Linked DNA regions of Homo sapiens: regions 1, 2, 3, 4 and 5 are each linked to region 6. A link is a loop called in an ENCODE intact Hi-C map of the cell type or tissue named here. Cell type or tissue: heart right ventricle. All regions are shown on one strand.

Region 1 (4,000 bases), 90 kb before region 6:
ACACGCCCGGGTCAAGAGGGTGACGTGCTGCTGGTGCGTCGCCAGGACCACACCATGGGCAGCCTCCTGAGGAAACATCACCAGCTTCTGAGGCCAGCTTTTACCCGAACACCCAGAAGGGTCCCGTCTTAGCCCATCTGGGCAGGTGTGACAAATACCCCAGGACCAGGAGGCTTCTAAACAACAGACACTTCATTCTCAAAGTCCTAGAGGCCGGAAAGTCCAAAAGTCAAGGCACTGGCAGATTCTGTGTCCCGTTCAGAATTAGTCATTCTATTTATATATTTATTTTTAGGCCAGGCACGGTGGCTCACGCCTGTAATCCCAGCACTTTGGGAGGCCAAGGTGGGCAGATCGCTTGAGCCCGGGAGTTCAAGACCAGCCTGAGTAACATAGTAAGACCTCATCTCCACAAAAAATCAAAAAAATTAGCCAGGCATGGTGGCATGTGCCTGTAGTCCCAGCTACTTGGAAGGCTGAGGCAGGAAGATCACCTGAGCCTGGGAGGTTGAGGCTGCAGTGAGCCATGATTGCAACACTGCACTCTAGCCAGGGCAACAGAGGGAGACCCTGTCTCAAAAAAAATGTAAAGAAAGGCCAGGCGCGGTGGCTCATGCCTGCAATCCCAGCGCTTTGGGTGGCCAAGGTGGGTGGATCACTTGAGGTCAGGATTTCGAGACCAGTCTGGTCAACATGGTGAAACCTTGTCTCTACTAAAAATACAAAAAATTAGCTGGGCACGGTGCCATGTGCCTGTAATCCTAGCTGCTGGGGAGGCTGAGGCAGGAGAATCACTTGAACCCGGGAAGCAGAGGTTGCAGTGAGCTGAGATCGCACCACTGCACTCCAGTCTGTGAGACAGAATGAGATCCCGTCTTTAAAAAAAAAAAAAATGTAAAGAAAAAAAAAACCTGAAAAATCCCCTTCAGTCCAGAACCCCCGAGCCATGCGTCATGGGGCTGTGGCTGATTTTTAATCTGCTGGTCTTGTGCGTTTGCAGAGGGACTTTGCCAGAACTGGAGTAATTTGGTTAAGGCCGAAGCTCAGTGGACACAGACAGCTTGTCCTGGGTCCTGGGAGGGTGACAGGAGGAGGCTGCAGGTTCCCAGAACCACAGCCCTCACAGCTGGAGGGGGATTGGGAGAGACCCCCTCCCTGCACAGCCCCCAGTAACCAGTGTGTCACCCCAAGCCTGGGAGGGAAGGATGATTACTCTTCCTAGTTTACAGACGAGGAAACTGAGGCTCTGAACAGCCCACAGTCTCACAAAGAATGAGCAGCTGAAAGATGCTAACCAGGCCTGTTGGAGTCCACAGCCTCGTCTGCCTCTCGGGACAGGTGCTGCCACTGAACGAGGTGGCTGAGCTGATCCGGGGTGCCCTCTCCCCAATACCTCTTTCCCATGGGTCCCTCGCATGCCAGGAAGCTCCCTTTCCAGAGCCAGCCTTTGGAGTCCGGCAGAGGATCTGCCCAGGTCACTTCCTGGGGACTTGCCTTAGCTGACCCCCCCAGCTGGACAGCAGGGAGGGGGCTTGGGAAATGTCAAGGAGGAGGACCACGGGGTTGGGGGAGCCTTCACGGCGTCCACCCCTCTCCTCACTTCCCCTTCCAGCCTGGCCCTGGCCTTTCCGCCCCTCCTTCTGCTCCCCATGGGCACCCAGGCACAGATGTGGCCTGTTAGTGCTATCCGAGAGCTGTGGGGGATGCCTGTCACCTGTGTCCATGACTCAAGGGATAATTCTAAGTCCTCTCTCAGCTCCCAAAAGGCTGACCCCACCCTGCGCAGCACGGTCCTTTGTCCTGCTTTCCTGGGGGAACCACTTGTAAGTTGATTTGGGAACTCGTCCTAGCTCCAGATTGTTTTGCTTTATTTCAAATAACAGGTCAAGGCAGCTTGAACAGGGGCGTGAAAGGAAGTCAGAGGCAATCCCGGGGCAGCGGCCCTGCAGGGCGGCCCCCCACCCTGAGGTCTCCCACAGACTGGCTAGGTTTCAGGGCCATCTGAGGACACGGCTGGGACAGGCCCCCACCCCTCGTCACCTGGCCTTGCACTGTGTTTCAGCATCTGGGGTGGGGGTGTTCCATGGGCAGATACGAAGTCTCACAGTTTCCTAACAGGAAACGTGGGGCGTGGAGGCCTTCTTCGGGTCCCAGTCCACTGGGGTTAAGAAGAAGGGCTTGGGGCCAGGCACAGTAGTTCATGCTTGTAATCCCAGCACTTTGGGAGGCCAAGGCGGGCAGATCACTTGAGGTCAGGAGTTCAAGACCAGCCTGACCAACATGGTGAAACCATGTCTCTACTAAAATTACAAAAGAAATTAGCCAGGCGTGGCCAGGCGCGGTGGCTCATGCCTGTAATACCAGCACTTTGGGAGGCAGAGGCAGGCGGATCACAAGGTCAGGAGTTCAAGACCAGCACGGCCAACATGGTGAAACCCCATCTCTGTTAAAAATACAAAAATCAGCAGGGCGTAGCCGGGCACGGTGGCTCACGCCTGTAATCCCAGCACTTTGGGAAGCCGAGGCGGGTGGATCACTTGAGGTCAGGGGTTCGAGACCAGCCTGGCCAACATGGTGAAACTGACTCTACTAAAAATACAAAAATTAGCTGGGCATGGTGTCATGCGCCTGTAATCCCAGCACTTTGGGAGGCCTAGGCGGGCAGATCACCTGAGTTCAGGAGTTCGAGACCAGCCTGGCCAACATGGTGAAACCCCGTTTCTATTAAAAGATGAAAATTAGGGCTCTTGGAGGGGAATCAAACACAGGGAGTAGCTCTCCCTCTCCCTGTCCCTGTCCCTGTCCCTCTCCCTCTCCTCATGGTCTCCCTCTCCCCATGGTCTCCCTCTCCCTCTCTTTCCACGGTCTCCCTCTCATGCCGAGCCGAAGCTGGACTATACTGCTGCCATCTCGGCTCACTGCAACCTCCCTGCCTGATTCTCCTGCCTCAGCCTGCGGAGTGCCTGCAATTGCAGGCGCGCGCCACCACGCCTGACTGGTTTTCGTATTTTTTTGGTGGAGACGGGGTTTCGCTGTGTTGGCCGGGCTGGTCTCCAGCTCCTAACCGCGAGTGATCTGCCAGCCTCGGCCTCCCGAGGTGCCGGGTTTGCAGACGGAGTCTGGTTCACTCAGTGCTCAGTGGCGCCCAGGCTGGAGTACAGTGGCGTGATCTCGGCTCGCTACAACCTCCACCTCCCAGCCGCCTGCCTTGGCCTCCCAAAGTGCCGAGATTGCAGCCTCTGCCCGGCCGCCACCCCGTCTGGGAAGTGAGGAGCGTCTCTGCCTGGCCGCCCATCGTCTGGGATGTGAGGAGCCCCTCTGCCTGGCTGCCCAGTCTGGAAAGTGAGGAGCGTCTCTGCCCAGCCGCCATCCCATCTAGGAAGTGAGGAGCGCCTCTTCCCGGCCGCCGTCACATCTAGGAAGTGAGGAGCGTCTCTGCCCGGCCGCCCCGTCTGAGAAGTGAGGAGCCCCTCCGCCCGGCAGCCGCCCCGTCCGGGAGGGAGGTGGGGGGGTCAGCCCCCCGCCCGGCCAGCCGCCCCGTCTGGGAGGTGAGGGGCGCCTCTGCCCGGCCGCCCCTGCTGGGAGGTGAGGAGCCCCTCTGCCCGGCCACCACCCCGTCTGGGAGGTGTGCCCAACAGCTCATTGAGAGCGGGCCAGGATGACAATGGCGGCTTTGTGGAATGGAGCGGGGGGAAAGGTGGGGAAAAGATTGAGGAATCGGATGGTTGCCGTGTCTGTGTAGAGGGAGGTAGACATGGGAGACTTTTCATTTTGTTCTGTACTAAGAAAAATTCTTCTGCCTTGGGATCCTGTTGATCTGTGACCTTACCCCCGACCCTGTGCTCTCTGAAACATGTGCTGTGTCCACTCAGAGTTAAATGGATTAAGGGCGGTGCAAGATGTGCTTTGTTAAACAGATGCTTGAAGGCAGCATGCTCGTTAGGAGTCATCACCACTCCCTAATCTCAAGTACCCAGGGACACAAACACTGCGGAAGGCC
Region 2 (4,000 bases), 130 kb before region 6:
CCTGTGTGCCCTCGCATGGTGGTGGGCAGGGGCCTGGGGGCCTCTCCCGCTGGGCAGTGCTCTGCATCCCAGTGTGGGGCTGGATGAGCAGAGACCCCTGGAGCCGCCCGCCTGTGAACACCATCCCCAGTCCCCTGCTGGAACCCCTTGCAACCACCATGTGCCCCGTCTGTCCACCTGGGCTGCGGGGAACTGGTCTCGGGATGGGAAGGGGCCTGCCTCCAGCTCCCCCCTTGGTCTTGGGCTGCAGGGAGGTAGACGGCCTTCCGGGAGCCCTTATTGCCTGGTACCACAGGTGGGAGGGAGCCTGGGGGATTCCAGGGTCCAGACCCTGACTCCAGAGCCTCAGGGATCAGGAAGCCCCTGGCAAGCTGTGGCCACAGCCATGGCCTTGAGCTGGGCACGGCCAAAGAGGGCTGGCTGGGGTCTCTGCCACTCTGACATCGGGCAGTGGACAGGTTACCCAGCCTTGCCCCAGCGTCCCCTGGCAGCCTGCCTCCCAGCCTGAGCCCCTCCCCTGGCTTCCCTGCAGTGCTCAGTGACATGCAGGGAGGGCACTCAGCACCGAAGTGTCCTCTGCACCGATGACACCAGTGTCCCTGTGACAAGGCCCAGCAGCCAGCCAGCACAGTCACCTGCTCTCTACCACCCTGTTGGCGAATCCTGGACACACTGGGCCCTGAAGGCTCAGGCAGCGGCTCCTCAGCCACGAGCTCTTCAGCGAGGCTGACTTCATCTCACGCCTCCTGGCCCCAAGCCCTTCACCTGCGCCAGCCAGCATGGCAATGCCATTGAGGAGGAGGCCCCAGAGCTGGGCCCACTGGGGCGCGTGTTTGTAGATGACTTCCACTACGACTACAATTTCATTCATCTCCACGAGGATCTGTGCTATGGGCCCTTAGAGGGGCCTGACCTAGACCTGGCAGGGACAGGGGATCGGACGCCCCCACTGCACAGCCGTCCTGCTGCACCTTCCACCGGCAGCCCCATGCCTGCCACAGGGCCTCCTGCAGCCAAGGAGGAGGGGGTACTGAGACCCTGGCCCACTAGCCCTTGGCCCAGCCAGGCCAGCCACTCCCCACCCCCACCTTCAGAGCAGACTCCTGGGAACACTCTGGTCAATTTCCTGCGTGAGGAAGACACCCCCATAGAGGCTCCAGACCTTGAGCTCTCCAGCCCGCCCTGGCCCAGGGTTTCTATTGATGGCACGCAGACGCCTGCCACCCCTGGGAGCCAAAATGACTTCCTAGTCGACTAGGACAGCCAGAACCAGCTGCCCCCTCCATGGTGGGACAGGACCAATGAGGTTTCCAAGGACAATGAGGAACCCGTGGGTCACGGAGCACCCTACCTGCCCCAGAGACTCAGCCCCACGCTGCCCCCTTTGTTCCCTGTCGACAGCACCCACTCCTGTCCTGGTCCTGACATGGTGGAGCTGTGGACAGGAAGGACTGTAGCCTGGGAGCCAGCTCAGGATGGCGGCCTGGGGCCTGTGGACAGTTAGCTGTGGCCCACTGTGGGGGCGGCTCCTCCCCCTCCTCCCGTAGGCACTCTGCCGGAGATTAAGGGCAGGGACAGCCTCCTGGAGCCAGAGACTCCCACCTTCCCAACCCCAGGACCAGGCTCATGGGACCTGCAGACTGTGGCAGTGCCGGGGACCTTCCTCCCCACAACCCTGATTGGCTGCAGGCACACACCCTGGGTGACTGCCCTGAGCCCGAGACCCAAGGGCCAGCCTGAGCCCCTCAGCCCTGAGGTGCCCCTGAGCTCTGGGCTTCTGTCCACGCTAGCTTGGGGCAGCCCCAACAGCAGCAGCAGAGTTCCTGAGGCCCAGCCCCCGGCCCCCAGCCTGGCTGAGACGGGGCCCCCGCGGACCTGCTGGCTGCCAGGAACACCAGCTGGCGAGCGGGAAGCTGGAGCAAGGCAAGTGATGTGGGCTGTTGGGTGGGCGGCGAGTTTGCACGGGACCTTGGTGACTGTTTCCTCATCTGAAAATGAGCAGAGTGGGACACGGGCGCTGTCTGTCCTGTTTCCCTTGGGGCGGGGGTTCCTAGGATTAGGGGAAACTGACAGCTGTGGTAGGTGGAGGCTCCATGAGGTGAGAGGAGCATTGCTCCAGCTCAGCCTGGCCAACATGGCAAAACTCTCTCTACAAAAATTAGCCAGGCGTGGTGGTGGGCGCCTGTAGTCCCACTTACCCAAGAGGCTGAGGGAGGAGAATCGCTTGAACCCAGGAGGCGGAGGTTGCAGTGAGCCGAGATCGTGCCACTGCACTCCAGCCTGGGTGACAGAGCAAGACTCTGTCTCAAAAATAAAAATAAAATAAAATATACCTACTAAGCATCTACCCGTGCCAAGCACTATTCTAGGCACAGGATATAGTGAAAAATGAGATAGACAAACTGAGAAAAAAGAAATAGGATCATTCATTCTTCACTCCCCAATATTATAGAACTAGTTCAGGCCTATTAATGAAATAACTGAGGGCTACGAAAATGTAGCGTGCATAGACTAACGCAGGCACGTGACGAGCATTTACTGAAACACACACTTTGGCGTTCCACCACCAGGCTCTGCCGGCAGCACTTGGTAATGAACACGGCTGCTGCACAGGCTCAAAAGAAGCAAGAGTCAGGGCTGGGTTAGGGCACGTTCAGCCAGCTGTCGTCGCAACAGCTGGAGAGACACTACTTCTGGGCAACTTTCTGGAGAAACCTCAACCTGCTTCCTGAAAGGGCAAGCCAGGCTGAACACCTTCAGTAGAGAGTCATTTGTGGAATAATCCATGACCATCTATTCGCGCTATAGGAAAAGCAGTCTCTTGACAGAGGAGAACCTAGGACAGGGAAATTTTGCCAGGGACAGGGACTCTGAGTTCTGAGGACTTCCCAGTCGCGGGGATGACTTGCAGCTGTGGGTGAATCATGATGGCCACTGATGTTTATTGAATGTGCACTGAGCCTCCTGGCCACCACACCACACAGATTAACTCTAGAATTACCAAAACCTACCAGGTAGGTACCTTTTGTTTTTTGATTGGTTGGGTTTTTTTTTGTTTTTTTTTTTTTTTTTTTTTTGAGATGGAGTCTCGCTGTGTTGCCCAGGCTGGAGTGCAGTGGCCCGATCTCAGCTCATTGCAAGCTCCACCTCCCAGGTTCATGCCATTCTCCTGCCTCAGCCTCCCGAGTAGCTGGGACTACAGGCACCCACCACCATGCCCGGCTAATGTTTTGTATTTTTGGTAGAGACAGGGTTTCACCGTGTTAGCCAGGATGGTATCGATCTACTGACCTTGTGATCCGCCTGCCTCGGCCTCCCAAAGTGCTGGGATTACAGGCATGAGCCACCGTGCCCGGCCCGGGTAGGTACCTTTTCTCCCTTCTATTTTTATAGATGGAGAAACAGACACAGTGAAGTCATAGGGCCAACAAGTAGAGGAGCTGGGATTCTTTTTATTTTCTTTGAGACAGAGTCTCGCTCTTATCACCCAGGCTGGAATGCAATGGGGTGATCTCGGCTCACTGCAACCTCCGCCTCCTGGGATCAAGCGATTTTCCTGTCTCAGCCTCCTGAGTAGTTGGGATTACAGGTGCATGCCACCACACCTGGCAAATTTTTTGTATTTTAGTAGAGATGGTTGGCCAGGCTGGTCTTGAACTCCTGAGCTCAGGCAATCCGCCCACCTCAGCCTCCCAAAGTGCTGGGATTACAGGCATGAGCCACTGTGCCTGTAATCAGGCCTCAGATTTTTTTTTGAGAGAGAGTCTCGCTGTCACCCAGGCTGGAGTGCAGTGGCACAATCTTGCCTCACTGCAACCTCCACCTCCCAGGTTCAAGTGATTCTCCTGCCTTGGCCTCCTGAATATCTGGGATTACAGGCGCGCACTGCCACGCCAGGCTAATTTTTGTATTTTTAGTAGAGACAGGGTTTCACCATCTTGGCCAGAATGGTCTCGATCTCCTGACCTTGTGATCCACCCATCTCGGCTTCCCAAAGTGC
Region 3 (4,000 bases), 160 kb before region 6:
CTCCAGCTTGGTCAACAGCATGAGAGCCTGTCTCAAAAAAAGTAAAAAAAAATAAAAAGTAAGAATACAACAGTAAAAACAATACAAATAAAAACACAGAATTAGTAACTATTTTCATAGCATTTACATTATTTAGGCATAATAAGTAATCTAGAGATGATTGAAAGTATACTGGAGGCTACACGTGGGTTAAATGCAGATACTACGCCCTTTTACGTAAGGGACTTGATCATCGCAGATTTTGTTATCCACAGGGTCGTGAAACCAATTCCCCCATGCTGAGGGACTCCTGGAATAATACTAACTTCACAGAGTTCTGAGGACTAAGCCACAGAACAAATGTAGAGTGCTTGTCACAGTGCCTGGCAGGTCCTAACCCTTAGGAAATGTTAGCTGTAGTCACAGAAGCTTTCAAACAGCTCGTGTAGACTATAGTCTTATATATGTTCTAGCTTGGGGCCAAAAAAGGAAGTTTGGGAGCTCAGAAACTGGCAAACACATGCTTTAATGAAATTGAAAAACAAGCTCAAGCTGCGGATAAAATGAAGGAGCAGGAAGACCTGGCCAAGGTGGTATCTAAAGAAGAATCAATGTAAGTTTAATTTCATTATATTAATACATTTTCAGGGAATAAAACTATTAACTCAAGATTTTGCTTTCCAAATGCCATGTATTTTTGTGTGGGGGGGGAAGGGAGGGTACTGCAAAATTCAGTTTTATGAAAACTGATATTGCATTGGCATGTGGATTGGAAGGGAAAGAGACGATGGGGGCAGCAACACTCTGCTGAGGCTGTAAGGGCAAGACTGGAGTGACATCAGTGAGAAGGGAAAGACAGAGATGCATGGAGGTGTTTACACATGAAACATGCTTCACATTATTAGAGTTGGGGAAATGCAAATCAAGGCCACAATAAGATACCACTGTGTACTCTCTAGGGAAGCTATAATAAAAAAATCAGTAACAGGTGTTGGCTAGGATGTGGAGAAATTTGAACCCTTGTACATTGCTGATGGCAATGTGAAATGGTGCCACTGTTGTGAAAAACAGTTTGGCAGTCCTTCAGAAAGTTAAATGTAAAGTTTCCATGTGACCCAGCAAATCTACTCCTAAGTATATACTCAAGAGAAATTAAAACTTACATCTGTGCAACCACACACAAACTCGTGCATGAATGTTCATAGTGGCGTTAATCCTAATAGCCAAAAAGTAGAAATAAGCTAAATGTCTACCAACTGATAAATGAGAAAGAAAATGTGGTATGTCCATACAATGGACTATTACTCAGCCACAAAAAGGAATGTAGTCCTGATATTGGCCACAACATGGATAAACCTTGAAAAGTTTATGCTAAGAAAGAAGCCAGTCATAAAAGATCACATGATATGATTCTGTCTATATGCAATGTCCAGAATAGGCAAATCCGTAGAGACAGAAAGCAACTTACTGGTTGCCAGGGCCTGGGGTGAGGAGAGAATGGAGAGTGGCTGCTAATGGTCCAGGCCTGCTTTTTGGACTGCTGAAAGTGTTCTGGAGTTAGTGGTGATGATGGCACAGCTTTGTGAATGTGCTGAAACCACTGAATCATGCACTTTAACAGGGTGAGTTTTACGGTATGTGAATTATATCTGCATAATGAAAAAAGTATTTATAATCTGAAGCCCTGTTGGACTCTGTGACTAAATTCTAAATACATGATGGAAGACTATGGCTCTGGTCGTGTCTCCAGAGGTTCTGAGCCTGGATCTTGGAGAGGGAGAAGGAAGAGTTTCAGAGAATGAAGAAGGTGGAATGATCGTGTGTGTCGGGGGCCTGCCTGAAGTGGAGGAGTTGGAACGATAATGTGGAGCACCTTAAAGTCAGGCTGTGGTTGTCCACTTACCCAAGAGAAACAGCTCCTTCAGCAGTGCTGTCATGAAGGGGCGTCTCGGGAGAATGAGTTCGGTAGTGATACCCAGGCCAGGAAGAGGGGAGGAGACTGGAAGCCAGGAGGCCAGTGAAGAGATCGGTTTTCCGTAGACTTTTGTAAGGCTCTTGAGAGGTTTTCATTTGTGTTGAAATCAGAAGAGAAAGATGGCCTTCTGGAAACCGTGACTGTACCAAAGATCAGGAGAGAAGGGCGGAGGGTGCATGCTACACAGAAAGGAAAAGTAACCTGGATCCCTATTTTTTATGTGTGTGTTTTTTAATGGTGTTTTCTCTTACTTTCATGTGTATTTTATCTGTTTTAGCTTGAGTTACTATAGACTGTATGATGAAGAAAATAACACCTATTTTATGAGGTGGTTTTAAGGATTAGTTTAATAGCTTAAATGCTCATTGAAGTGCATCAAACAGTACCTGGCACATAGTAGGTGCTCAGTAAATGCAACTACTTTTCGTACTGTCTTACTGTTCATACTGACGGTTCGCTAAGATGGAGTTTATAAGGTAAACCCAAATAATTTGAAGTTGATAGTTGTTTCTCCTTGTCATTTAATTCACAGAACATAGGGGGCAGCACTGAACTGTATTTAGGTCGAATATGGTTTGAAATGCTTTGTGTACAAAAATTTACGTTGACTTGTCACAGACTTTAATTTCTCTTACTAAGCTAAGTTTTTGACCCTGGCAAAGGGAAAGGTTAGATTTGAGTGTTTCGATGGCTTCTCTTGGTATTTGGGAGTAGGCTCTGTCCAGATTACTCATGCTTGAGGTTTTCCCAGAGCGTGTGTAAAATCGGGCCCTGATCAGCTTCCTTCCTGCAAGTAAGCTGGATGGAGAAGCTGCAGGTAAGCTGGATGGAGTGAAGTCTGGTTGTTACTTCTAATATTAACATGCTAATCTTCCTGAAAACAGGAAGCAACAACCAGACTTCACTTGTATCTTTCATTAGGAGTGTTTAATACATCACAAAAACAAAGATGCAGATCGGAAGATTTATGAATTTGATTTGAGAAGCCAGTTTGGCAACTTTCATGGCCTTGTTCAGAACAACCACACCACTGTGCCTTAATGACCACCACTGCCACTCAAACCCGTAGAAAGTACAGGTGTTTTATCCTTAATACATGAGTGTTATGTTGCAAGTTAGTTTGTTTAATGGCTGTAAATAAAGTTATTTCGGCTCAGTAAACTGTCAGAACAGTGTTGTTCTTGTACTGTCAGAGTGTGAAACTAAACAGCCCATGCAGCATCCTGGTCTCCTTCTAGCAGTTTCCCAGCCCGTCCTCAGAGGCTCTCTGTGTGCCCACTTGGTAGGAAGGAAGGAAGAGGCAGAGCTGCCTTGAGCTGCTCCGCTTGTTTGATCTGTGTCCTGCAGTCCTCCCTTGAGCCAGTACCCGTAAGCACTCCTGAAGTTCTGAGAAACGCGGTGTTCTGACTTCTTAACTGTTGGTGCTTCCAGAGAGATGTTCTCGTAAGCATCAAAGTGCATGCTTTTAGTGAGTGACCCAGTCCATGTCAGATTACCTAGGAAGGAAAACTTTTCCATCTCTTATCTTTCTAATAGAACCTTTTCATCCCCATGCATCTTCTCCAGAAGAATCTGTTGCTGTAATTATATGTATTCATGATTTTAAACAGAGCTATTGTTTTCCTCCAAAAGAAAAAGTAGTATTTATTTGTTAAGGAATAAAATAGCCATAACCTGTTCTGTAGGAAGAGTAAGGAAAACAAACTGCCATGTGAAAACCAAAGAAATCTTGCTTGACTCATTAAAGAAAAGAAACAGCAAAAGCAAGATTACTTTTTCCTAATAAGAAATTCTGCACCGGGCGCGGTGGCTCATGCCTGTAATCCCAGGACTCTTTGAGGCAGAGGCAGGCAGATCGCCTGAGGTCAGGAGTTCGAGACCAGCCTGGCCAACATGGTGAAACCTCGTCTCTACTAAAAATAGAAAAATTAGCTGGATATGGTGGCAGGTGCCTGTAATCCCAGCTACTCGGGAGGCTGAGGCAGGAGAATTGCTTGAACCTCGTGGGTGGAGGTTGCAGTGAGCCAAGATTGCACCACTGCACTC
Region 4 (4,000 bases), 120 kb before region 6:
GAGTTAGGTGGATCACCTGAGGTCGGGAGTTCGAGACCAGCCTGACCAACATGGTGAAACCCCATCTCCTCTAAAAATACAAAAATTAGCCAGGCGTGGTGGCGGGTGCCTGTAATCCCAGCTACTCAGGAGGCTGAGGCAGGAAAATTGCTTGAACCCAGGAGATGGAGGTTGCAGTGAGCCAAGATCACACCATTGCACTCCAGCCTGGGCAACAGTGAAACTCAGTCTCAAAAAAAAAAAAGTGGGGGGGCATGCAATGGAGCTTTCCCCAATGTATTCGTCACTTGTTGAACTGCTATAAAGAAATACCTGAGACTGGGTAATTTATAAGGAAAAGAGCTTTAATTGGCTCATGGTTCTGCAGGCTGTACACAAAGCATAGTGGCTTCTGCTTCTGGGGAGGCCTCAAGGAGCTTCAAAGCAGAAGGCAGAAGGCAAGTGGGAGCATGAGTCTTCCATGGCAAGCGCAGGACTGAGAGAGAGAGACAGGAGGTGTTATCCACTTTTAAACAGCCAGATCTCGTGAGATCTCACTATCCAGTACCAAGAGAGATGGTACTAATCCATTCACGAGAACTCTGCCCCATGATCCAATGGCCTTCCCCCGAGCCCTACCTGGAACACTGGGGATTACAACAGATCATGAGACTTGGGTGGGGATTCAGATCCAATCCATATCACCCAGACAAAATGTTTACTTGTATCATTAACTATTAGGCAGCCATGCATGTGCAGAACCTCACAGAGGTCATGACTGGTCTGAAAGGATGTTTAAGAAATGGCCAGAGCCGGGCGCAGTGGCTCACGCCTGTAATCCCAGCACTTTGGGAGGCCGAGGTGGGCGGATCACGAGGTCGGGAGATCGAGACCATCCTGGCTAACATGGTGAAACCCCATCTCTACTAAAAATACAAAAAAATTAGCCGGGCATGGTGGCGGGCATCTGTAGTCCCAGCTACTCCGGGAGGCTGAGGCAGGAGAGAGAGGCGTGAACCCGGGAGGCGGAGCTTGCAGTGAGCCGAGATCGTACCACTGCACTCCAGCCTGGGCGACAGAGCGAGACTCTGTCACAAAAAAAATAAAAAATAAGAAATGGCCAGTATATCGGTCAGGATACGATACATTATGCTGCAGGAACAAATGACTCCAACATCTCAGCAGCTTACGGAGATAAAGGTTTACTTCTCATTCAGGTCCACTGTAGATGGCCAATATTTTCACGTTGGGACCCAAGCTGATGAAACAGCCTCTAGAACATGACTGATCTCATAGCAGGGAAAAAGAAAAACAAACCAAAAACCCCACAGCAAGTCACATTCTGGCTCTTGAAGCTTCTGCTTGGAAGTGACAAACATAACTTCTGCCCATATACTATTGGCTAAAACAAATTATGTCTCCAAACCTGATTTCTGTGGAGCAGGAAGTGTGATATTACCCCAGGGATGGGCAATTAATATTTTTGAAACAGAATAGGAATATTTTGAATAGAATGCTTCAGTAGGCCAGGTGTGGTGGCTCACGCATGTAATCCCAGCACTTTGGGAGGCTGAGGCAGGTGGATCACCTGAGGTCGGGAGTTCGAGACCAGCCTCACCAACGTGAAGAAACCGTGTCTACTAAAAATACAAAATTAGCCAGGCTTAGTAGCGCATGCCTGTAATCCCAGCTACTTGGGAGGCTGAGGCAGGAGAATCGCTTGAACCCAGGAGGCAGAGGTTGCAGTGAGCCAAGATTGCGCCACTGCACTCCAGCCTGGGCAACAGAGCTAGACTTTGTCTCAAAAAATAAATTAAAAAAATAAATATAATAATAAAAAAGAGAAAAGTTAAATAGCACAGATATTATGTGAAATAATTAAAAATTAGACTTATTAAAATGTGTATTCTTCAGAAAAAGACCCTTAACACAGTATCAGAGATAGATATTGCTAAGGAACTGAATAATGTAAGTGGCTAGGGAAGACAGCAACGCTCAGAGATGTGTCCCCTGGGGCAACATGGTTCCACAGCAGATATGGCTGTTGGGATCCAGATTACAGCATTCTTGTGAGGCTCTAATCCCTAGTGCCCAGCCCCTTCCTCCAGCCATCCTTGAGAAGTAAAAACAGGAAGGCAGCAATGTAACAGAAGACAATACATGCGATAAAGTACTTGAAAGCCAGTAAGCGCCATCTAGTGGCAAGGGGATGATTTTTTCCCATTTTGTATGTACTGTCAAATTCAAACTGCATAGGACAATTTGCATTCCTATCAGCAGGGTGTGAGAGTTGCCAATGTTTTTGTTTTTGTGTGTTTTTTTGTTTTGTTTTGATTTTTGAGATGCAATTTCACTCTTGTCGCCCAGGCTAGAGTGCAGTGGCGTGATCTCGGCTCACTGCAACCTCCGCCTCCCAGGTTCAAGCGATTCTCCTGCCTCAGCCTCCCAAGTAGCTGGGATTACAGGCACCCACCACCATGCCCAGCTAATTTTTGTATTTTTAGTAGAGATGGGGTTTCACCACATTGGCCAGGCTGGTTTCAAACTCCTGACCTCAGGTGATCCTCCTGCCTCGGCCTCCCAAAGTGCTGGGATTACAGGTGTGAGCGACCGTGCCTGGCAGTTTACAGTATTCTACCTTGTCACTAAGCTTGCTAAGTTCAGACTCACTAAGTTTTCTCATTTTAATGAATACAGAATAGTATTTCTGATAAACTGATAGTAAGATTTAGAGGCTTATTGCTGGGCATGGTGGCTCACGCTTGTAATCCCAGCACTTTGGGAGGCCAAGGCGGGCGGATCAGATGAGGTCGGGAGTTCGAGGTCAGCCTGACCAACATGGAGAAACCCGTCTCTACTAAAAATACAAAATTAGCTGGGTGTTGTGGCGCATGCCTGTAATCCCAGCTACTTGGGAGGCTGAGGCAGGAGAATCGCTTGAACCCGGGAAACAGGTTGCGGTGAGCTGAAATCACGCCATTGCACTCCAGCATGAGCAACAAGAGCAAAATTCTGTCTCAAAAAAAAAAAAGAGAGATTTAGAGGCTTGCTTCTGATTCCATTTTTAAAATGTATTTATTTAGGCCAGGTGCAGTGGCTCACGCCTGTAATCCCAGCACTTTAGGAGGCTGAGGCAGGCGGATCACCTGAGGTCCGGAGTTCGAGACCAGCCTGACCAACATGGTAAAACCTTGTCTCTACTAAAAATACAAAAATTGCCAGGCGCGGTGGCTCACGCCTGTAATCCCAGCACTTTGGGAGGCCGAGACGGGCGGATCACAAGGTCAGGAGATCGAGACCATCCTGGCTAACACGGTGAAACCCCGTCTCTACTAAAAATACAAAAAAATTAGCCAGGCGTGGTGGCGGGCGCCTGTAGTCCCAGCTACTCGGGAGGCTGAGGCAGGAGAATGGCGTGAACCCAGGAGGCGCAGCTTGCAGTGAGCGGAGATCGTGCCACTGCACTCCAGCCTGGGCGACAGAGCAAGACTGTCTCAAAAAAAAAAAAAAATACAAAAAATACAAAAATTAGCCGAGCGTGGTGGCAGGCGCCTGTAATCCCAGATACTTGGGAGACTGAGGCAGGAGACTGAGGCAGGAGAATTGCTTGAACCCAGCAGGCAGAGGTTGTGGCGAGCTGAGATCGCGCCATTGCACTCCAGCCTGGGCAAAAAGAGCGAAAAGTCCATCTCAAAAAAAAAAAAATTATTTATTTAGGTAAGGATATATATGTATACTGTATTTTTTTTTTATACGAGTCTTGCTCTGTTGCCCAGGCTGGAATCCAATGGCATGATCTCAGCTCACTGCCGACTCTGCTTCCCAGATTCAAGTGATTCTCCTGCCGCAGCTTCCTGAGTAGCTGGGACTACAGGCGTGTACCACCACCCCCAGCTAATTTTCTATATTTTTAGTACAGGCGGGGTTTTACCATGCTGGCCAGGCTGGTCTCGAACCCCTGACCACAGGTGATCCGCCCGCCTCGGCCTCCCAAAGTGCTGGGATTACAGGTATGAGCCAC
Region 5 (4,000 bases), 58 kb before region 6:
TACCAATAGCAATATGTGTGAAGATGGGGCGAGGTGAGAGTGAGGAGGAGGAGTAGAGAAAGGACGGGGCGGCGTTAAGGATACAGCAAATAACTGGAATTCCGCAAACACTGGGGTGATGCAGGCAATGCCCTTAGCACGGTCCCGGCAGGAGGCGGTGGGATCAGGCCGACCCGGGTCCCAGGGGTGACAGCGTCCCTTCTCCACTGCAGAATATCGAGGTACTCAACCCTCTGAACCTCAGTTTTCTCATCAGTTCAATGGGGAAAACGGGATGGTAACCCGTAATACTGGCGGCGCGGAGGCCGGGGAGCGCTCCCTACCTGTTGGCCGGCGGACTGGGGACTGTCCGCACCCGCCCCGGGGAGCAGCGAGGGCGCGCGGGCGGGGTCGCGGGGACCCCGCAAGGGCTCTGGGGACCGGGACCCGCAGGGTAGGTCGGGACGGGCGGGGCGGGGCGGCCTGACCCCGCCCCGGGCCGGAGGGGCGGTGCTGCCTCCCGCCGGGCCCCAGGCACTGCCCTCCGGCCGCCGCGCCGCCCGCCCGCCGGGGCCCCGCTGTCCGCCGCCCGCCGCCGCTGGAGCTAGAGGTACGAGGGGCCGCGCCGATGTTGCGGGGGACGGGGGCTCCAGGGGGATCCTGCGGCTCGCAGTGGGGAGGAGGCGCCTCGGGAAGGCAGGGGCAGGGGCGGAGGGGCTGGGCCGCCGCCCTAGCCCGGGCCACCTGTTCTGGAGGCGACATTTGTGCGCGCACGAACCCCGCGCGGCGGTCCCGGCCACCGCCTCCACCCCAACTGCGCCCCGAAGTGGAGCGCGGCGGCGGGACCCGGAGCCCCGGCCCTCGCGGGCAGGACGCGCCTGGCTCCGGAGCCCTCGAGGGCAGCCCCACCCGGTTGGGTCCCGGGGCTGGAGAGAGGGCGTCGGGGAGAAGCCGGGTTCGAGGCAGGCTCTGCCCGGCCACCGTGGGTGAGTCGCGCTCCTCCGTCCGGGGGAAGCCTGGGCGTCGGGCGGTGCTCGCCCCGGAGCGGATGCGACCGGGGACGGGGATGGAGAGCGGCCGGCAGGAGGGGGCTCTGCCGGGCTGGCAGCGTCGGCGCCGGCCTTAGGGAGGGTGAGGATTTGGACCTGCCCAGAAGCGGGAAGGGCCCTCCCCGTGCGGGAAACGGCCTGGGTACGAGCTGGGCACGGGGCGAGCCGGTTGGAGTCGCCCGGCCTCCGCGCTCGCCTCGGATCCGCAGGCGCCCCTCCCTCCTCTCCAGCTGGGGAAGGTTGAGGACTGAGCGGGAGCGGAACTGGGCTTGGGAGAGGATCTGCCGGGGCACCTGGTCCCAGCGCCCATCCCGTTTCACTGCCAGGGCGAGTCCCCTTCCCTCAGTTTCATCACCTGTCATCCGGAGGGACAAGTTCCCACCTGGATAGTCTCGGCTGAGCCTCTGGCCCTGAGTGGGTTAAAGCGCCATTTCCCCTGCACCCACCTTTCCCTCACGACACCCTCTCTGCGGCTTCCTCCCCTCCGCCAACGTCGAGTGATTGTTCCGCGAAGGCCCCTTGGGGTCACGTACCCTGCACTCAGCAAATAACCCCGAGCACCTGGTGGGTCTCAGGCCAGGTCTGGCCTTCCCGTTCCCGCCACCAGCTGCCCAAAGACTTCCCCTTTGTCACCTCCTCCCAAAGAATGAGGGAGCCACCCTGCCCAGGGTCCCATAGCAGAGTGCGGATGGAGCCAGGCCTCCCTCAAGATTTCCCACAGCCCTCTTCCAGCCTCAAACCTTCTCCAGGACCCGAAACCCTGCTACACTGTGTTTCCATAGCTGCAACCCCCCAAAAGAGGGTCCCCAAATCAAAGGAATACAAAGGAAAACAAAATAGAAAGGAAAAGAAAGGAAGAGGAGAGATGGAATCCTCTCTGTCATTAGTTTTCTGTTTGTTTGTTTTTTAGGGTCTCCCTCTGTCACCCAGGCTGGAATGCTGTGGCAGCTCACTGTAGTCTCAAACTGCTAGGCTCAAGCGATCCTCCCACCCCAGCTTCCCTAGTGGCTGAGACTGCAGGCACACACCACTACACCCAATGTTGTCATTAGTTTTTCTCTCAAACATTTTTCTAATGCCTTGGGTGCCTGTCGTTTCTTGTCTGCTAGGACAGCTCAGTATTAGAGGATAAACTCCAAAATGGACAGCCATCTACAAAATATGTTTTGTTTCCTTGTACTAATTGAAGCCCTCTAGCTGCTAGGTTAATGGGTCCATTAATTTCCAGTTCGTGTGATGGGCCCTGGGACCCCAGTGTGGAGCAGGATTGGCAGAATCTCCAGGTGGTTTGTGTGGAACACCAGGAGGTTGTGAACTACCACATCAGCCCCAGCTAGCAACTCCCAAGCCCACCTGGCCACGGGGCCACTGGGTTCAGACCTCCAAGGATGCAGTTCAGCTGGGGATGCAGGTCCCGGAAGGTGGTGGCAGGTGGACGGCCTCCACCACCAAGCCAGCCATCTGAGTTCTGAAGTGCACCTCCTCTCACTCTCCCCAGCTGCCTCCTTCTTTGGGGACCTGCTAGGCGTGCTCACAAACTCCTGTTGATCACCCTGCATTTTCATTGGCTCACCGCATGCTTCCCTCCAGATTGGAAGCTCCTGGAGGGAAGGACCCTTGTCCAGATCCCAGAGCCTAGTGCCAGGCCTGGCACCTAGCAGGTGCTTCCTGAATATTGTTTGAATGAATTAACCGAAAGAAGTAGGAAAAACAATTCCTGTTTGCATACTTGAAGACAACTATTGTTAACATTTGCCTTTTTTTTTGCCAGACCTTTAAAAACACGTTTTTCCAGCCGGGCGAGGTGGCTCACGCCTGTAATCCCAGCACTTTGGGAGGCTGAGGCGGGTGGATCACTTGAAGTCAGGAGTTCGAGACCAGCCTGGCCAACTTGGTGAAACCCCCCATCTCCACTAAAAATACAATAAATTAACTGGGCGTGGTGGCACGTGCCTGCAATCCCAGCTACTCAGGAGGCTGAGGCAGGAGAATCATTTGAACCTGGGAGGCAGAGAGTGCAGTGAGCCGAGATGGCGCCACTGCACTCCAGCCTGAGCAACAGAGCGAGACTCCGTCTCCAAAAATAAATAAATAAATAATAAAATAACACGTTTTTCTGTATTTGCATATCTTGTCTATATAAAATATTTTTCCATTAGTATAATTTCACGAGCATTCCTCATCGCAGACATTTTTTATATTTTTCAATGCTTGCATTTTGCTATGTCATGTTGAGTTATTGGATCTCTTGACTTTTTAAAAATATATTTGGCTCTTTTTGATAATGTTACATTGAATTTCTGCATACATTTATACATGGCCACATCTTTCCTGGGAAGGAATTAACCTGGTAATCAGTGCGTATGAACTTCTAGAATGGCTGTATCTGGACCCAGCTAGATATTTCTTCGTATTTCCTAGAAATGAAACTCCTGGGTCAGAGTACGAGAAGCCAGGTTCTTTGTGTGTTGCTTATTGATTGGTTTGAGCTCATCAGTAAGGTTTTACCCCTTGTCTGGTCTTTGTGTGCCAAGGATCTTTCCCCAGTTTATCATTTGGCTCTTATTTGTGGGTGTGTTTGTGCGTGCGTGGGTGTGTGTGTGGGTGTATGTCTGTGAGACAGAGAGATAGAGAGGAGCAGCAAGTTTTTTGTTTTACTTTATCTGTGTGTGTGCTTTCTGATGAGGGAGACTTGGCTGCATTTATGAGCTGATGGGAAAGCTAGAAGAGAGAGCTCAGCTCCCTCAGGCCCAGGAGAAGGAGGGACAGGTTGATAGGCTGAGGTCTCCGAGGACTGAGGAGGTGGGAGGATGCAGTGCTGCTCCCAAGGATCCTCCCGGGCTGGTGAGGACAGGAGGCAAGAGGGAGGGGCTTGGGGGACACTTGATGAATTGGCTTTGATCTTCCCCAGAGGGAGTTGGAAGTCAGCGGAGGGGAGGGCCCCAGTCTTTGGTGCTTCCTCCCTGGGAGGG
Region 6 (4,000 bases):
TGGCACAATCTCAGCTCACTGCAACCTCCGCCTCCTGAGCTCAAGCGATTCTCCTGCCTCTTCCTCCTGAAAGCTGGGATTACAAGCATGTGCCACCAAGCCCAGCTAATTTTTGTATTTTTAGTAGAGATGGGGTTTCACCATGTTGGCCAGGCTGGTCTCGAACTCCTGACCTCAGGTAATCCGCCCACCTTGGCCTCCCAGAGTGCTGGGATTACAGGCATGAGCCACTGCGCCTGGCATTAATAGGGATTTAAACGCGTAGACCCCCAACACCCCTTCCTCACCCAGCAGCTCCCAGAGCAGCCCCTAGCTCCTGGCTGGATTAGAGGCACCTGGCACTGTGCCTGAAATCAACACCTCCTTTGGGTTTTGGGTTCTCATTAGCCAGAACTTTCTCATGAAATAAAAATGATAACCTGAGGGAAAACTGTTAAAAGTTTGTAATTATAGAAGGGGAGGAGCTCCTGTCTTTCTTTTGTTTTGTTTTGTTTTGTTTTGTTTTTTGAGACGGAGTCTCAGAGTCTCGCTCTGTCACCTGGCTGAAGTGCAGTGGCATGATCTCTGTCGACTGCAACCTCCGCCTTCAGGGTTCAAGCGATTCTCCTGCCTCAGCCTCCCAAGTAGCTGGGACTACAGGCATGCGCCACCACGCCCAGTTAATTTTTGTAGTTTTAGTAGAGCCAGGGTTTCACCATGTTGGCCAGGATGGTCTCGATCTCTTGACCTCGTGATCTGCCTGCCCCAGCCTCCCAAAGTGCTGGGATTACAGGCGTGAGCCACCGAGCCCGGCCAAAAGGACGCAGACTCTGTTTTGAAGGAGGAGGTGGAAAGGGATGGAAGAAACTTCCAGAGCGTGCCGTTTTCTTTGTGACAGGCTCTGTCCTCGGCAGGGGCAGGCGTGACCTCTCTGAGCCCATGAGCGGGAACTGTTTTTGCCCTGGACACCCTGGGATGGGCCCTGCCATGTTGCCCAGGCTGGACTTGAACTCCTGAGCATCCCCTGCCCCGCTGCCCTCTCGGCCTCCATTCGGGAGCTTCACATCCCCCTCCCCTCACCCCCACGAGTCCTGGGGGGCCAGCTGGGAGCTCTGCGGGGAGTAACCCCACGAGGGCAAGGCAGGGGAGGGCGCCGCCCAGCGCCCCGTGGGGCTTCCGCCGCCTCGAGGCAGACCCGGATCCAGAGGGCGCCTGGACAAGGTAGGGCCCCCATCCCGCCCCGGCTCCGCGTGCCCTCACAAGAATCACCCGTCTCCGACCGTCACCTCCTCCCGCTCCCGGGCCTCCCCGGCAGCCCCCACGACCGTCCACCCCGGCCCGCCCGGCCCGGGCTCCCGCTCTCTCGGCCGCTCTCCGCGGAGCCCCGCAGCCCAAGGGGCAGCACCTATCCCGGGACAGCGGCCTCTCTTCCCCACCGAGGCGTCTGCAGGGCTCCCCGTAGCGGCGCGGGGCTCGGGGACACGGACTCGAAGGAACCTGAACACCTCCAGAGCGTGGAGGTTGTGGGGGATGAGCCCCAAGAGGCGCACCCCTCCCAGGCTGCCGGGACCCAAGGTGGGCACGGGCTGGGTCCGAGGAAGGGGTAGAGGAGGCAGGATTTGGGGCTCGGCTGGAGCAGAGCAGCGGCAGAACCCCCAGCCGAAGCCGGTGGGAGTGGAGATTTCGGATGGAGCCGGCTGGACCCGCGCCCCGGGCGCCGGGAGCCTTTTCCTGGCTCGGGCGCGCCCCCTGGAGGCCGGAACCTGACATCAAGCGCACCCAAATTGCTGGGACTACAGACCTGGCGACAGTACCCAGCCCATCCTACTCAACTGCAAATGCCCCCTTTTACACTTAGGTCTATTTCTGGACGCTCAAAGATCCATTGAGATCTATTCTGCATTGGTTGGACAGAACCAGTTTTCTTCATCTACAAATAATAATACAACTCTCCTTTTTTTTTTTTTTTTTTTTTTTTTTTTTTGAGACAGAGTCTGGCTCTGTCGCCCAGGGTGGAGTGCAGTGGCGTGATCTCCGCTCACTGCAGCCTCCGCCTCCCGGGTTCAAGCAATCTGGGATTACAGGCATGCGCCACCACTCCAGGCTAATTTTTGCATTTTTAGTAGAGACAGGGATTTCACCATGTTGGCCAGGCTGGTCTCGGACTCCTGACCTCAGGTGATCCTCCCCCCTCGGCCTCCCAAAGTGCTGGGATTACAGGGGTGAGCCACCACACCCAGCCAAGTTAATTCAATTTTTAAAAATAAATAATTTTTTTTTGAAACGGAGCTTCACTCTTGTTGCCCAGGCTGGAGTGCAATGGCGCGATCTCTGCTCACTACAACCTCTGCCTCCCGGGTTCAAGCAATTCACCTGCCTCAGCCTCCTGAGTAGCTGGGATTACAGGCGTGCACCACCACATCCAGCTAATTTTGTATTTTTAGTAGAGATGGGGTTTCACTATGTTGGTCAGGCTGGTCTCGAACTCCTGACCTCAGGGGATACACCCGCCTCGGCCTCCCAAAGTGCTGGGATTACAGGCGTGTACCACCCCACCCAGCCAAAAAAATAAAATTAAAAATATGTATATAAATAATAATATATATTATTAAATATAATAAATATATATAGAAATAAATAGGCCGGGCGCGGTGGCTCATGCCTGTAATCCCAGCACTTTGGGATGCCAAGGCGGGTGGATCACATGAGGTCAGGAGTTCAAGACCAGCCTGGCCAACATGATGAAACCCCCGTCTCTACTAAAAATACAAAAATTAGCTGACCATGGTGGCGGGCACCTGTAATCCCAGCTACTCGGGAGGCAAGGCAGGTGAATCACTTGAACCCAAGAGGCAGAGGTTGCAGTGAGCCAAAATCATGCCATTGCACTCCAGACTGGGCGACAAGAGCAAGACTCCGTCTTAAAAAAGAAAAAAAGAAAAGAAAAGAAAAGAAAAAGAAAGAAATAATGGACGGGGTTGGGAGAGCTTCTGGACAGCTGAACACTTGCTGGTGCCTGGAGGGTAGTGTGCCTGGAGAGGGCATGGAGGTGCCACACACTTCCCCTTCCCTTGCCCTATGGATCTCTTCCATCTGGTTGTTCTTCTGTATCCTTCTGAATATCCTTTATTTTATTTTATTTTATTTTTTTGAGATGGGGTCTCAGTCTGTCACCCAGGCTGGAGTGCAGTGGCAGGATCTTGGATCACTGCAACCTCCACCTCCCAGGCTCAAGTGGTCCTCCCGTCTCAGCCTCTCAAGTAGCTGGGACTACAGGTACACACCACTATGCCCAGCTAATTTTTTGTATTTTCAGTAGAGATGGAGCTTTGTCATGTTGCCCAGGCTGGACTTGAACTCCTGAGCTCAAGCAATCCACCTGCCTCAGCCTCCCAGAGTGCTGGGATTACAGGCGTGAGCCATCACACCCGGCCCCTGAATATCCTTTATGATAAACCTGTAAATGTTAGTGTTTCTCTGAGTTCTGTGAGCCATGCTACCAAATTAATCAAACGTAAGTGGCGGGTCTTGGGAACTCCAACTTACAGCTGGACAGTCAGAAGTGTTACCAGCACACTGGGTTCTTGTAATCTTCCAGGATAGAAATCAAGAGAGATCACCAGACATAGCAGCAAAAAGAAAGTTTATTTTAGCTTGTGCACAAGGAAGCCAGCACTGAGAAAGGAAAAGGAACGGGCTGCTCCCCAGGGGTGTTGTGTGGGTTAGTTTTATAGCAGTGGTCCCCAGCCTTTGTGGCACCAGGGACCAGTTTTGCAGAAGACAACGTTTCCACGGATGGGGGGCTGAGGGGGTGGTTTCAGGATGATTCAAGCACATGACATTTATTTGCACTTTATTTCCATTATTATTACATTGTAATATATAATGAAATAATTATACAACTCACCATCATGTAGAATCAGTGGGAGCCCTGAGCTTGTTTTCCTGCAACTAGACGGTCCCATTTGGGGGTGATGGGAGACAGTGACAGATCATCAGGCATTAGATTCTCATAAAGAGT

What was found. Peaks named below come from ENCODE experiments on the same cell type or tissue, not always from the same donor. Only the 100,000 strongest peaks of a DNase experiment are listed, where the experiment ranks them.
Region 1: it touches region 6 in a loop (3.0-fold over the local background); 9 of 110 quality-filtered maps call a loop at or near these places.
Region 2: it touches region 6 in a loop (2.2-fold over the local background); 21 of 110 quality-filtered maps call a loop at or near these places.
Region 3: it touches region 6 in a loop (6-fold over the local background); 54 of 110 quality-filtered maps call a loop at or near these places.
Region 4: it touches region 6 in a loop (2.9-fold over the local background); 28 of 110 quality-filtered maps call a loop at or near these places.
Region 5: it touches region 6 in a loop (2.3-fold over the local background); 30 of 110 quality-filtered maps call a loop at or near these places.

Annotation. Positions count from the first base shown.
Region 1 is chr22:42,750,097-42,754,096 of GRCh38, reverse strand. No RefSeq gene overlaps it. Among named protein-coding and RNA genes, the nearest start is that of A4GALT, 31 kb to the right of the region's middle. In heart right ventricle, no CTCF peak of the experiment used is centred here; a DNase peak (open chromatin) is centred at 2,056; H3K27ac peaks cover 2,856 bases.
Region 2 is chr22:42,789,733-42,793,732 of GRCh38, reverse strand. It overlaps the pseudogene ADAMTS7P5. Among named protein-coding and RNA genes, the nearest start is that of ARFGAP3, 66 kb to the left of the region's middle. In heart right ventricle, no CTCF peak of the experiment used is centred here; DNase peaks (open chromatin) are centred at 632, 1,882, 2,613 and 2,892; H3K27ac peaks cover 2,832 bases.
Region 3 is chr22:42,818,862-42,822,861 of GRCh38, reverse strand. It overlaps ARFGAP3 (ARF GTPase activating protein 3), which reads left to right. Exons shown (of 16, transcript NM_014570.5): 9 at 453-592. Among named protein-coding and RNA genes, the nearest start is that of ARFGAP3, 36 kb to the left of the region's middle. In heart right ventricle, a CTCF peak has its summit at 2,488; no DNase peak of the experiment used is centred here; H3K27ac peaks cover 1,048 bases.
Region 4 is chr22:42,778,443-42,782,442 of GRCh38, reverse strand. No RefSeq gene overlaps it. Among named protein-coding and RNA genes, the nearest start is that of A4GALT, 60 kb to the right of the region's middle. RefSeq lists a silencer at 2,217-2,266. In heart right ventricle, a CTCF peak has its summit at 2,195 (motif pointing left); a DNase peak (open chromatin) is centred at 2,102; H3K27ac peaks cover 431 bases.
Region 5 is chr22:42,717,386-42,721,385 of GRCh38, reverse strand. A4GALT (alpha 1,4-galactosyltransferase (P1PK blood group)) reads left to right here and starts at 516. Exons shown (of 3, transcript NM_017436.7): 1 at 516-589. RefSeq lists silencers at 417-606, 637-866, 947-1,076. In heart right ventricle, a CTCF peak has its summit at 2,016; no DNase peak of the experiment used is centred here; H3K4me3 peaks cover 3,059 bases; H3K27ac peaks cover 4,000 bases.
Region 6 is chr22:42,659,876-42,663,875 of GRCh38, reverse strand. No RefSeq gene overlaps it. Among named protein-coding and RNA genes, the nearest start is that of CYB5R3, 12 kb to the right of the region's middle. RefSeq lists silencers at 1,130-1,409, 1,450-1,499, 1,630-1,769. In heart right ventricle, CTCF peaks have their summits at 1,532 and 1,743 (motif pointing left); a DNase peak (open chromatin) is centred at 1,725; H3K4me3 peaks cover 1,079 bases; H3K27ac peaks cover 981 bases.